Linked DNA regions of Mus musculus: region 2 is linked to region 1. The links are chromatin loops, found by intact Hi-C in ENCODE. Cell type or tissue: gastrocnemius. All regions are shown on one strand. Each heading gives the region's core, and the rest is flanking DNA. Links, peaks and the distances in the headings are about the cores only.

Region 1 (5,376 bases), core at 184-5,183:
TTCAGTCACCTCTGCTCACACATTAACAGCAGGGGCAAGACAGGTTTTGGGCACACTCATTCACTTTCCCTCAGACCATTAAGGTGACTTCTATTCTGCCAGGTCTCTCTGTACTTTGTACTTGTTGCAGTTATCTATGCATGTTTGACCTCTTCTGAACATTGCCTGTGTGTTCTAAGTAAACCTAGTTGTCCATCCACAACACTGTTTCCCTACAAACCTGTGTACACTCTGATAAAGGAAAAACCCAAACCAAAGCCTACCCATGCCAGTGGTTTGTAATGGTTTGTAAACTCTTACTTGCCAGGGAGACTGAGGCTGAAGCTTGCTTGAGCCCAGGCATAGGGATGGTAAGACTCAAAAATAAAAAACACAACCAAAAAATAAGCAAAATAAAACCTCAACACCAAACCAAACCAAACCAAAACCACAACACTTGCCTGATCTACTAAGCTTATTGAATCTGCTGATTGATATTTAATTTTCATTGGTTTTGGAACCAATTACTTAAATCTATTGTTATTTTTACCCAATTCTTTTCTATTATAGGAATCCAATCATGAATATAATAAAATTCTACCCTTGTCCTCTGTTTTAGCTTTTGTCCAGCTACCTCTTTTTTGTCTTCTGGATGATATTTTGGATATTTTTCATTGACTTATTTAGTGGATTGCTAACTTTACTAATTCTGCTTTTTGTTACATCTCATCCCATCTGTTGAATACAATAAGTGAAATCTTAATTGTAGATAATGTATTTTTCAGTCTTGGAATGCCCATTGATTCCTTTTAATGCATTCCACTTATTAAAATTATAAAGATACTTTTTCATCTATTTTGCTATAATCTCCTGTTTTCAAACATGTTAATGATTGTTTTGTAAAAATCACTCTCTGGAAAGCTGGTCACACATGTCTATAATCCCAGTTCTTGGGGAGCTAGGACAAGAGGCTTGCTTTGAGGCCAGGCTGGGCCACATGTTGAGTTCAAGACACTTGGTAAGCCTGAATAAAACAAAAACAAGAAGAAACACAGGTTCCTTCAACATCTGGATAATTTTTGGGTCTGTTGTCTGTTGTTTCTTTTCTTCCAGTAATTACCTCTACACACTGAGTGATTTTTTTTTGTTGGCTATCAAGTAAAAGAGAACAGTAGACATTCTCCACAATGCATTCTTCAGCAGAGAAAGTCCTCCCTTTCCTCACTCTAGAGGGAAGAGCTGAGCTCGATCCAGGCGGATGAAGCTGGCTGCTGCTCTGCTGTGCTGCAGGAGTCCTCCCCTTTTCCTGTGAATCTCTCTTAGAGTTGTGCCAGCTGGCTCCCAGCTTCCTTCATGAACACCCTAGACCCAAACATATTTGTTACTGAGCAAGTGATCACAAAAGCTGGCTGGTTTTCTTTCTACTAGTGGCAGACTATCCTCTGCCTGGACCCAGTCTTCATTTTAGACCCAGAGCTGGGAATGAGAGCTGAGCTTTGTCAGTTCGCTGAGGAAGAGTCTTCCTCCCATGGAATTTTGACCACTCTCCAGTGTCTTACTCTATGTAGGATGCGTCCACCCACGTAGAGGCCGGTGATCAAGACTGGCTCCTTAGTAAGTCACTCTCCTGAAAGTTGTTCTCTGACTTCCACACATGCACACACAGTAAATAAATGAGTTTGTCAATCTACAAATAAATAAATGTTAAAAGCATAAAAATAAAAAAGTAATATTATTCTGTCAGGAAATACTCTTTCTCTGTCTCTTTCTCAGATCATGTGATTGCACTTACATCGAGCTAGCCTTCCCCATCACTAGAATCTAATAAGATGTTCTTGCCGTCTAAGAATATTGCCTACATAAAAGATATGAACATAAAAAGTTGTAGCATCTTTTCAAAAGATCTTGGAACTAAGTATTTTAAAATATTTTTGGAGGTATGTGTTTCATGTGTATGAGGGTCTCTTTGTTCTTTGATGCCAGACTGGTTAGTCCTTGAGTTTCAGGGAGCCTCCTGTCTCTAATCCCCCAACCCAGGGCTGCTGGGATTATAGGTGTGTGCTCTTGAACCTGGCATTATGTGGGTCCTGGGGATTCAAACTCAGGTCTTCAAGTTTGTGAGGTAAGTGCTTTACCCAGTGAGCTATCTCCTCAATTCAGAGTTAGATATTTTTACATGTTTGTTTTATATTTTAAATATATGAAGTAAATGGTTGGATACTTAGAAAACTGGGCAAGAAATGTTTACTCTATGTAAATCATTTTATGGTTCAAGAACTATGTGTTTTAGAAACTCCAGACTAAAGAAATATGTAATGGCAACACCAAAAGGCTGTACCCACAAGGAATTATGGGAAACATAAGTACTGATGCTTACTTCTGATTCAGTATAGTCATCTCTCAGAATGCAGGCACTGTGCATCCTGTGTGAATATCTCACTCTCTGTCCTTTGGAGGTATTTCTGAAAGGCACTTATATTTTTAAACAAATTATTAAAGTAGGAGCCCATGCAATGATGCTCAGTTGGTAGGATTTGGGGACATCAAAAAAATAGATGTGTATATGTATTTCTCTAGCTTTCTACTTGGTAGAACTGGGTACATTACCTACTAACACACATGCCTGCTCCAGAGAGATCAAAGATGAGCTATGTATTCATGGATTCAGTGACCACAAAATTGTTAAACAAAGAAACCTAGCAATTGTATCAGTAAGAAACTACACTTCCAACTGTGAGGTTGATTTCAGTTTAATGTCTAGGAAAATGATAGCAGTGTGCAAAGCTGGGTCTTCCCAGCAGAGGGCGAGCTTCAGTCACAAATCATGACTTGAATTATACATATATATGCATATATATGTATATGAAGTCTATATTGCTTATATTTTAAGATTCAGTTGTCAATTTGTACTTGAAAATGCATTTATTTATAAGTCACACAGATTCTGTTATTGGTTATTTGCTTTAAGGGCAGGTATCTGTCAGAGGTGCAAAAAAGAGGCACAGTGATTTGCACTTTCTTTCAAGCTATATAAGAGGTTCAGAAAGGAAATTGCAATACGGCTAGGCACCTTCACTCATATTAAGGCAGGATGAGGCAACCCAGTAGGAGGGAAAGGGTCCCCAAGGCAGGCAAAAGCATCAGAAACAGCCCTTGGTCCTTCTATAAGGAGTCCCACAAAACCACCAAGCTACACAAATATAACATACATGCAGAAGGCCTAGATTAGACCTATGCAGGCTCCCTGATTGTTGGTTCAGTCTCAATGAACCCCCATGAGTCCAGTTTTGTTGATTCTGTGGGTTTTCTTGTGGTGTCCTACACAACTTGGTATGCCTTGTTTGGTTGATATCAAACCTTGGGAAGCTGACATTTTCTGAAGGGAAACAGAAGAGGATGGGGGGTGGGGGTGGGGATGGGGATGGAGGAGATTGGGGCAGAGGGAGGGAGGGGCAACTTTGATTGGGATGTATGAGAGAATAAATTAATTTAAAAAGAAAAAGAAAAGGAAACTGCTTGAGCCTGAAGACCAGCCTGGGGAGCATGGTAACGGCTGCCTCAGTATAAACATTTTCCATAGTTACGAGAACCAGGAATTTGTATGTAGCAAGGGACAGTTTGCAGAGTTGGGAGAGGAGGGCTGCTTTGCTAACTTATTTTGCTGGACCTTTGGGTAAAGCTTATGGTTTCTTGGGTGTGGGGGACAACACTTTGCAGCCCAGCCAGTCAGTTCCCAGATGTAGTTCTAAGAGAAACCAACACAGAAGATAGAAAGCTGCCAACTCATTATTTCACCAAGAGTTACTTTATCTAGGGATTAGCCACATAGGATGATCTGTTTCTCCATTGGTGATGCAGTCTGTCAGGTATTCTGGTCTCTCACATCCATCCCAGTGGCTGCTGCTTCTCACTTGTGATGTAAATCATCCAGTCTGAGCTAAGCAAGGCACTGTTCCCGTAGTCCCAGCAACTTGGGAGAGGCAGGAGGGTTGCTCTGTCTGGTTATTCAGACCAGCCTGGATAACACAGCCAGACTCTGGCTCAAATAGACACTCCCCTCTCCAGTGCTGGTCCCAAGGGGTGTTTTCTACTCCCCAAGGTAGCTGCTACATGGCCAAGCCAGTTGGATGCCTTTAATAAGCTCAAGAATGTTCCATATATAAAGCCATTAAAGTTAAAAAGTGGTACCATCTGTTTAAATTTTGACAAGACATAGCTGATTTACTTTCAAATGTTCATTATTGAAATATCAAGTAAAGCACACCAGAAAGCAGTGCTGCGCTAGCTCCGTCTCCACCTCACTTGGGCTTGTTTCATGGGGTTTGGGGAAGGAACAGGAAAAGCTTTGAACAGTGTTTAGATTTCTAGAACTGTGATTCTCACAGGACACTTTTTCTTATTAAAGAAACCTCTTCTTTCCTTTCCTTTCCTTTCCTTTCCTTTCCTTTCCTTTCCTTTCCTTTCCTTTCCTTTCCTTTCCTTTCCTTTCCTTTCCTTTCCTTTCTCCTTCTCCTTCTCCTCCCTCTTCTCCTCCCTCTTCTCCTCCCTCTTCTCCTCCCTCTTCTCCTCCCTCTTCTCCTCCCTCTTCTCCTCCCTCTTCTCCTCCCTCTTCTTCTCCCTCTTCTTCTCCCTCTTCTTCTCCCTCTTCTTCTCCCTCTTCTTCTCCCTCTTCTTCTCCCTCTTCTCCTCCCTCTTCTCCTCCCTCTTCTCCTCCCTCTTCTCCTCCCTCTTCTCCTCCCTCTTCTCCTCCCTCTTCTCCTCCCTCTTCTCCTCCCTCTTCTCCTCCCTCTTCTTCTCCCCTCCCCTCCCCTCCCCTCCCCTCCCCTCCCCTCCCCTCCCCTCCCCTCCCCTCCCCTCCCCTCCCCTCCCCTCCTCTCCTCTCCTCTTCTCTTCTCTTCTCTTCTCTTCTCTTCTCTTCTTTCCAAAAGGTGTAGACATCTAAGACATCTATACTGTTTGTTCTATTGTCTGCTTAAAAGATATATTCTATTGTCTGTTTAAAAGAACAAAACATTTCCAAATAGATATGTGCTTTCTACATATCCAATTCTGTAGAAACCCACCCAAGGCATCAAGAACCAAGGCAACTCCCTTTTATACACAACAGGCGCTTTTGTCTGCTGAGTGGTCTCCCCTGCTCTTCTCTTTGCTCAGAAAGAAACTATTGAGGAGTTAGCTCTGTGGTCCTTGCTTAGCATCTCCAAGGCCCTGGGTTCCATCCTTAGCACTTCAAAGCAAGCCAACAGAAAATGCTTGTTTATTCCCTATTCACCCTGTCTCATTGGCTGTGTGCAGTTCACTCAATGTGTATAGCAAGCAGCAAGCTGTGTCATTTTGTCCATTAGGATCAAATGAACAGTGATATTTCCTTGAAAAATAAACTTTACAATATTGCTA
Region 2 (5,376 bases), core at 58-5,057, 220 kb after region 1:
TTTGTGAGGCTATGCCAGTGCCTGGCAAATACAGAAGTGGATGCTCACAGTCATCTATGGGATGGAGCACAGGGCCCCTAATGAAGGAGCTAGAGAAAGTACCCAAGGAGCTAAATGGGGTCTGCAACCCTATAGGAGGAACAACAATATGAACTAACCAGTACCCCCCAGAGCTGTGTCTCTAGTTGCATATGTAGCAGAGGATGGCCTAGTTGGCCATCAATGGGTGGAGAGGCCCTTGGTCTTGCAAAGATCATATGCCCCAGTACAGGGGAATGCCAGGGCCAGGAAGCGGGAGTGGGTGGGTTGAGGAGCAGGGCAGGGGGGGAGGTTATAGGGGGCTTTGGGGATAGCATTTGAAATTTAAATGAAGAAAATATCTAATAAAAAAAAAGAAGAAAAAACAAAACAAAAAAACCCCGAGTGATAAGGAGAATTAAAGCCACAATATTGTGGATAAATAAGAGTGTATTTAAAGAAAATTTGGAAAATAGGGATTGACCAGGTGGCCTTCTCAGCTGTAATTTAAAGTGTCACTTTAGATATCTCCTTATAAAAACAAAATAATTGCTGGGCACTACAGTGCACGCCTTTTATCTCAACATTTAGGAGGCAGAGGCAGATGGATCTCTGAGTATAAAGTCAGCTTAGTCTACACTGAGTTCCAGGATAGCTAGAGCTCTGTAAAGGGATTCTGTCTCCAAAAAAAAAAAAAAAAAAAAAAAAAACCAGCAATAACAAAATATTAAAGAGTGACTACGACTATGCAATTGCATTAATATTAAATTTCCCTTAAGCTGGAGTACAGAAACAAAAACTACTGTCATGTGACCTTGGTTGATCAAACACTGACCAAAGTCATTTGGTGAAGGAAAGGGTTTATCTCCTAACTTACGGTCCATCACGCAGTGAAGTCAGGACAAACTCAGGGCAGAAACTGAAGAGGAGATCACAGAGAAATACCGCCTTGCTCTCCAGGAGTCTCTCAGCTTGCTTTTTTTTTTTTAATATAACCCAGGGTCAACCCGTGTGGTTGGGCCCTCCCATATCAACCATTAGTCAAGAAATGCTTCTTGATTAATGCAGACTTGCCTACAGGCCAATCTGACAAAGGCATTTTCTCAATTGAGGCTCCTCTCCCAGGTGATTCTAGGTGTGTCGCGCTCACTACAAACTAACCAGCACAATTATGTTCCCCAAAGCGCGTTGTTGGGACCCACTGCCACAACTTTAATCATTACAGTATAAGTGCCCTCCACTGCTTGGCACTGGGTTAAATCAGCAACATGCACTGAGAGGAACTGAGAGTGCATGAAAGCCATGCACTGACACAAGCAGAACTGCCTGCCCACCTGAGCCTTGTCATATGGCAGGAAACAAGGCAGAGCTGACAACTATACAGGTAAGCGAAGGGATGCTAAACACACTCTGTTGCTGGGAAGGAGGGCGGGGAATTAAGGTTAACACAGGAGTAGTAATGGGACATCCACTGGGACACTCTATCACAAGCTGGAGGAACAACTATCAATAAAATCAGCGATGTAGATTTGAGGGGCCTATGGAATCGAGGCAGTACCCTGAAAATAAGCCCCTGGCTTTAAAAAGAAGCAGTGAGGTAATTTGGGATCGCTGGGAGAGGTAATACCCATCTCAGAGAGGCTGTTTTAAGTTTTGCCTCTCTCTCCTTTGACTCCCATTTTATTCTGCACTGTGGTAAAGCCCCACCGGCACTTCAGAGTATTAAAATTTGGAGGCACTGTCTCTTATTCATTTAGGCTAGTTAGAAGTTGAGAAGCAACGAAGCCTAACAGCTCACATCCTAGCCCTGCCTACTTGTATTTAAGGTGGAAAGACACCTAAGGAAGCAAATTTCATAATGTCACCACGCACGGGGCCTTTGTTTGTTCAGTCACAGTATGTATCTTATACTTCCTTTACTTCAATGTCCTCATCTGAAACGGTGACAAAAGCATCCACCCTACCGAGCAACTGTGAGGGTTAATATAAAATAATTTTAGAAGAGGTAAACGGTGCTATTGCTATCATCAGCAACACCATCCTTCAGTTCCAGGAAGAATGAGAGCCCCAGAACCCTTTCTAGAAAAGTATGTGTGCTCAGCGGTTTGCATCTGGGAAATAAAATAACGGGACTCAGATGCCTAAGAAATACGTTTTGCAGGTACTATTATGAATTTCCCCAGACAGTCTTAACTATGTGTCTTGCTTCAAAGTTTGTATTCGCAGAGAATTTACTTATGCCTAAATGAATAGACATCTACCAACCTGGGTACCTGTTGGAAAGCAAGGTTTTTTGTTCGTTTGTTTTTGTTTTTGTTTTTCTAGATTAGCTGGAAGCATCTATACATAGAGCTGACGAGGGACCAGAGCCCCGAGATGTGGGCTACCAAACCACTGGATAGTTATCAAGAAACCTCAACCCTGAACGATGCTAATGACTGTGATGCTAATGGCTCCACAATGTAATTAGACTCAGATTATTCCAATACAAGCTTCCACTCGGCTTTAATTTTCCTCCTTAATTGGAAACCCAACGCTTAAACACTATTAGTTTTGTGACCCAAACCCTTTTTCACTTCACTTGCCAAATTTGACGGGCGCGTTCACCTCCACCGACGCCTGGGGGTCGATGTCGTCCGACAGAATGGCCATCTCCTGCCGATCAGCATCATACTTGACCTGCAGGCTGTCCAGGCCGCGCGCCACGTGCTCCACGCCGCACACCGCCACCTGCACGCGGTCGCCATCCGGGTGCGCAAGGGGATCCAGGGGCCTCACGGCCAGGTGGCAAGGGAGCCGCGCCCTCAGTCGCCCAAACGGGCTCACCTGCAGCGTCCACTCCCTCAGAGCCCCACGCGCCAGGCCGGCCCCAGAGTCATCGGGCGCTGATCCCTGCCGCTGCGCCCCACTGGAGCCGCAAGTCCGAGCCCCGAGAGCTCCGACCAAGGCGCCCGCCCGCACTCGGGACGCGCAAGGAGGGAGGCGGCCGAACATGCTCTCCCTTGGAACGCTTCAGCCTTGGCTCGCTGGTCCCGGGACCACAAGAACCACGAGCTGCCTCGGGTCAGTCACGAAGGGGACAGCATGCACGGCTCCGCCAAGGAAGAACGAGCCAGGCCCCCAGCACAGTACTTAACGCCTTAAATCCCGGTAGGAAAGTTAAAACTTCAAAGAGCCTAGTTGAAACCCTGACCTGGACAAGTCACCTATTTCCGCCCCTTTGGCGGAGGCCATCGGGATATGTAGTTTTAAAGGAGCCAAACATCAAGGTGTTCTGGTAACTGTGAAACTACATATCCCAGGAGACAGTGCGCTGAATACACAGACTGACAGCCGATTGGTAGAGGAGCCCCCGCTCCCCCCTCGTTGCTTTCCCGTTGCTTCAAGCCCATTGGCCAAGAGAGCAGAGAAAGAAAAAAAGTTAATGTAACTGACCAATAGGAAGAGTAGAAGGGACGGGATAAACTCAGCTGTGGTTACTTTGGATACCAAGGACGCGACTCTTAGGAGAGGGTGAAGTTTTGAAGTGAGACCCCAGGGACCAAAACACACGGAGAAAAATAAGAGTTTAAACAAGGATCAGGACCAAAAGAAAGGGTAAGAAACAGCATGTTTATAGATGGGAATCAGATTCAAAGTTAGGAATACTTTCTTTAGGTAGTTAGAACCAAAGGTCACCAAACTAATGTGGATTCCCTGGGAATAGAGAATCCCCCTCACAAGAGACCTTAGCATGAGAGGACAGACACGTTCTGTTGCTTTCTCCCTTCTCTGTCCTTTAAGGGAACTCCCACTTAGGTAAAAAATACTAGATAGAAAAAGTGTTAGAAGCCAGGTATGGTGGCGCACGCCTTTAGTCCCAGCACTCAGGAGACAGAGGCAGGTGGATTTCTGAGTTCGAGGCCAGCCTGGTCTACAGAGTGAGTTCCAGGACAGCCTGGGCTATACAGAGAAACCCTGTCTCGAAAAAGAAAAAAGAAAAAAAAGGAAAAGAAAAAGTGTTAGAATTCTGGCTCTTTCTTAACTGTAAGTAGTAATCTTAGGCCAGTCATTGGATGCCTTTGGGTTTTACTATTTGCTTATAAAATGATGACACTATCTTCCTTGTCTTGTGTAGAAGTTTTTTTTTTCGTTTTTACCACATTTATCAAATGAAACAATGGACAACAAAGCAGTGCACAGTATACAAAACAAAGTATTTTAGGAATGGCATATGTCTACGTTGCTAAGAGATTTGGAGACATTTGAACTTGGTTAGAGGACAGTCTTGATCTCTTTCCCTGCAACTGGTCCTTGGCCTTAATGGTAAAATAAAATCTCTCTCTCTCTCTCTCTCTCTCTCTCTCTCTCTCTCTCTCTCTCTGGATCATAAGACTTGTTAGGGGATGTCAGAATTTTTTCCTGGTCCTGTTGTATTATCTATGGCACAAGAAATGTTTCTTCAGTTTTGATATAAGACAGACTGTGCTAAATAACTCTATAAGTTAACTCTTTTTTTTATTATTCAGTAGGCAGTAAAGATAATGGGAAATGGGGGGTGTGGACATTATTTCAGCCATATTTGCCTATTCTTCTCCCCATTCTACAAATAATTCCCTAAATTCCTTACATACAGATTTAACTAATTGCAAGTCCAGTGTGATGGTGTTCACTTGTAAGTTTTCAGAGTTTGGGAAGCTGAAGCAGAAAGATCTCAAATCTGAGGCCCACCTGGACTATATACGGAGAACGTTGTGACAAATAAAATACACAATAAGTAAATAAAATGATACCTTTAAAGATCAAAACTCTCAGCCAAATATGGGACCCCAATTCTTTGAACCTGAAGTGACAGATGGATAGATAGACTAGGCTAAAGTCCTCCCCAGCGTCCATGTTGTTCTCTTAGTGAAGACTATGGTAGTGGTGGTGGCAGTGACAGCCCTGCCCTGCTGTCAGCCATCTGAGAAGAAGGCCCCTATCCTTGAGGACCTCCACCAAGGTGAAACCTGTCCTTGACTTTGCTGGAAAAAAAATGTTGGGAGAAGCTAATGTGAAAGAGGGTTGATTTAAAATAGATTTTAAACAAGGGTTTAAGAGCACAGGGGTTGCTAGAGGTGACTGATCACACAGGGAGAGAAAGAGACACACCCAAGAGCACAGGTGTAAGCTCCCTTGAGCTTGCCCTAAGTGACTTAGCAGAAGTGCTCCAGAGTCACTCTTTTGCTGACTCTCATGTTATGCCTCAAAGGATTTCTCTAAGAAACTTCTTTAAAACCTTTCTCTTCTTCTTCTTTTTCAATAAGTGAGATTATAGGATTACTCTAGAGATGTCTTGGATTGGGTTACAGTCCTAAAATAAAACTGTGTGTCACAAGA

Evidence for each region. A loop is a pair of places that touch in the nucleus more often than their neighbours do. Peaks named below come from ENCODE experiments on the same cell type or tissue, not always from the same donor. Only the 100,000 strongest peaks of a DNase experiment are listed, where the experiment ranks them.
Region 2: it touches region 1 in a loop (5-fold over the local background); 24 of 42 quality-filtered maps call a loop at or near these places.

Annotation. Positions count from the first base shown.
Region 1 is chr5:21,638,548-21,643,923 of GRCm38, reverse strand. All of the region lies in intron 1 of Fbxl13 (F-box and leucine-rich repeat protein 13), which reads left to right. Among named protein-coding and RNA genes, the nearest start is that of Fbxl13, 4.4 kb to the left of the region's middle. In gastrocnemius, for the core only: a CTCF peak has its summit at 2,781 (motif pointing right); a DNase peak (open chromatin) is centred at 2,778.
Region 2 is chr5:21,422,804-21,428,179 of GRCm38, reverse strand. It overlaps Ccdc146 (coiled-coil domain containing 146), which reads left to right and starts at 3,503. Exons shown (of 19, transcript NM_029195.1): 1 at 3,503-3,615. Fam185a (family with sequence similarity 185, member A) reads right to left here and starts at 3,277. Exons shown (of 8, transcript NM_177869.4): 1 at 2,604-3,277. The coding sequence starts at 3,012. In gastrocnemius, for the core only: a CTCF peak has its summit at 2,913; DNase peaks (open chromatin) are centred at 2,787 and 3,346; H3K4me3 peaks cover 1,799 bases; H3K27ac peaks cover 970 bases.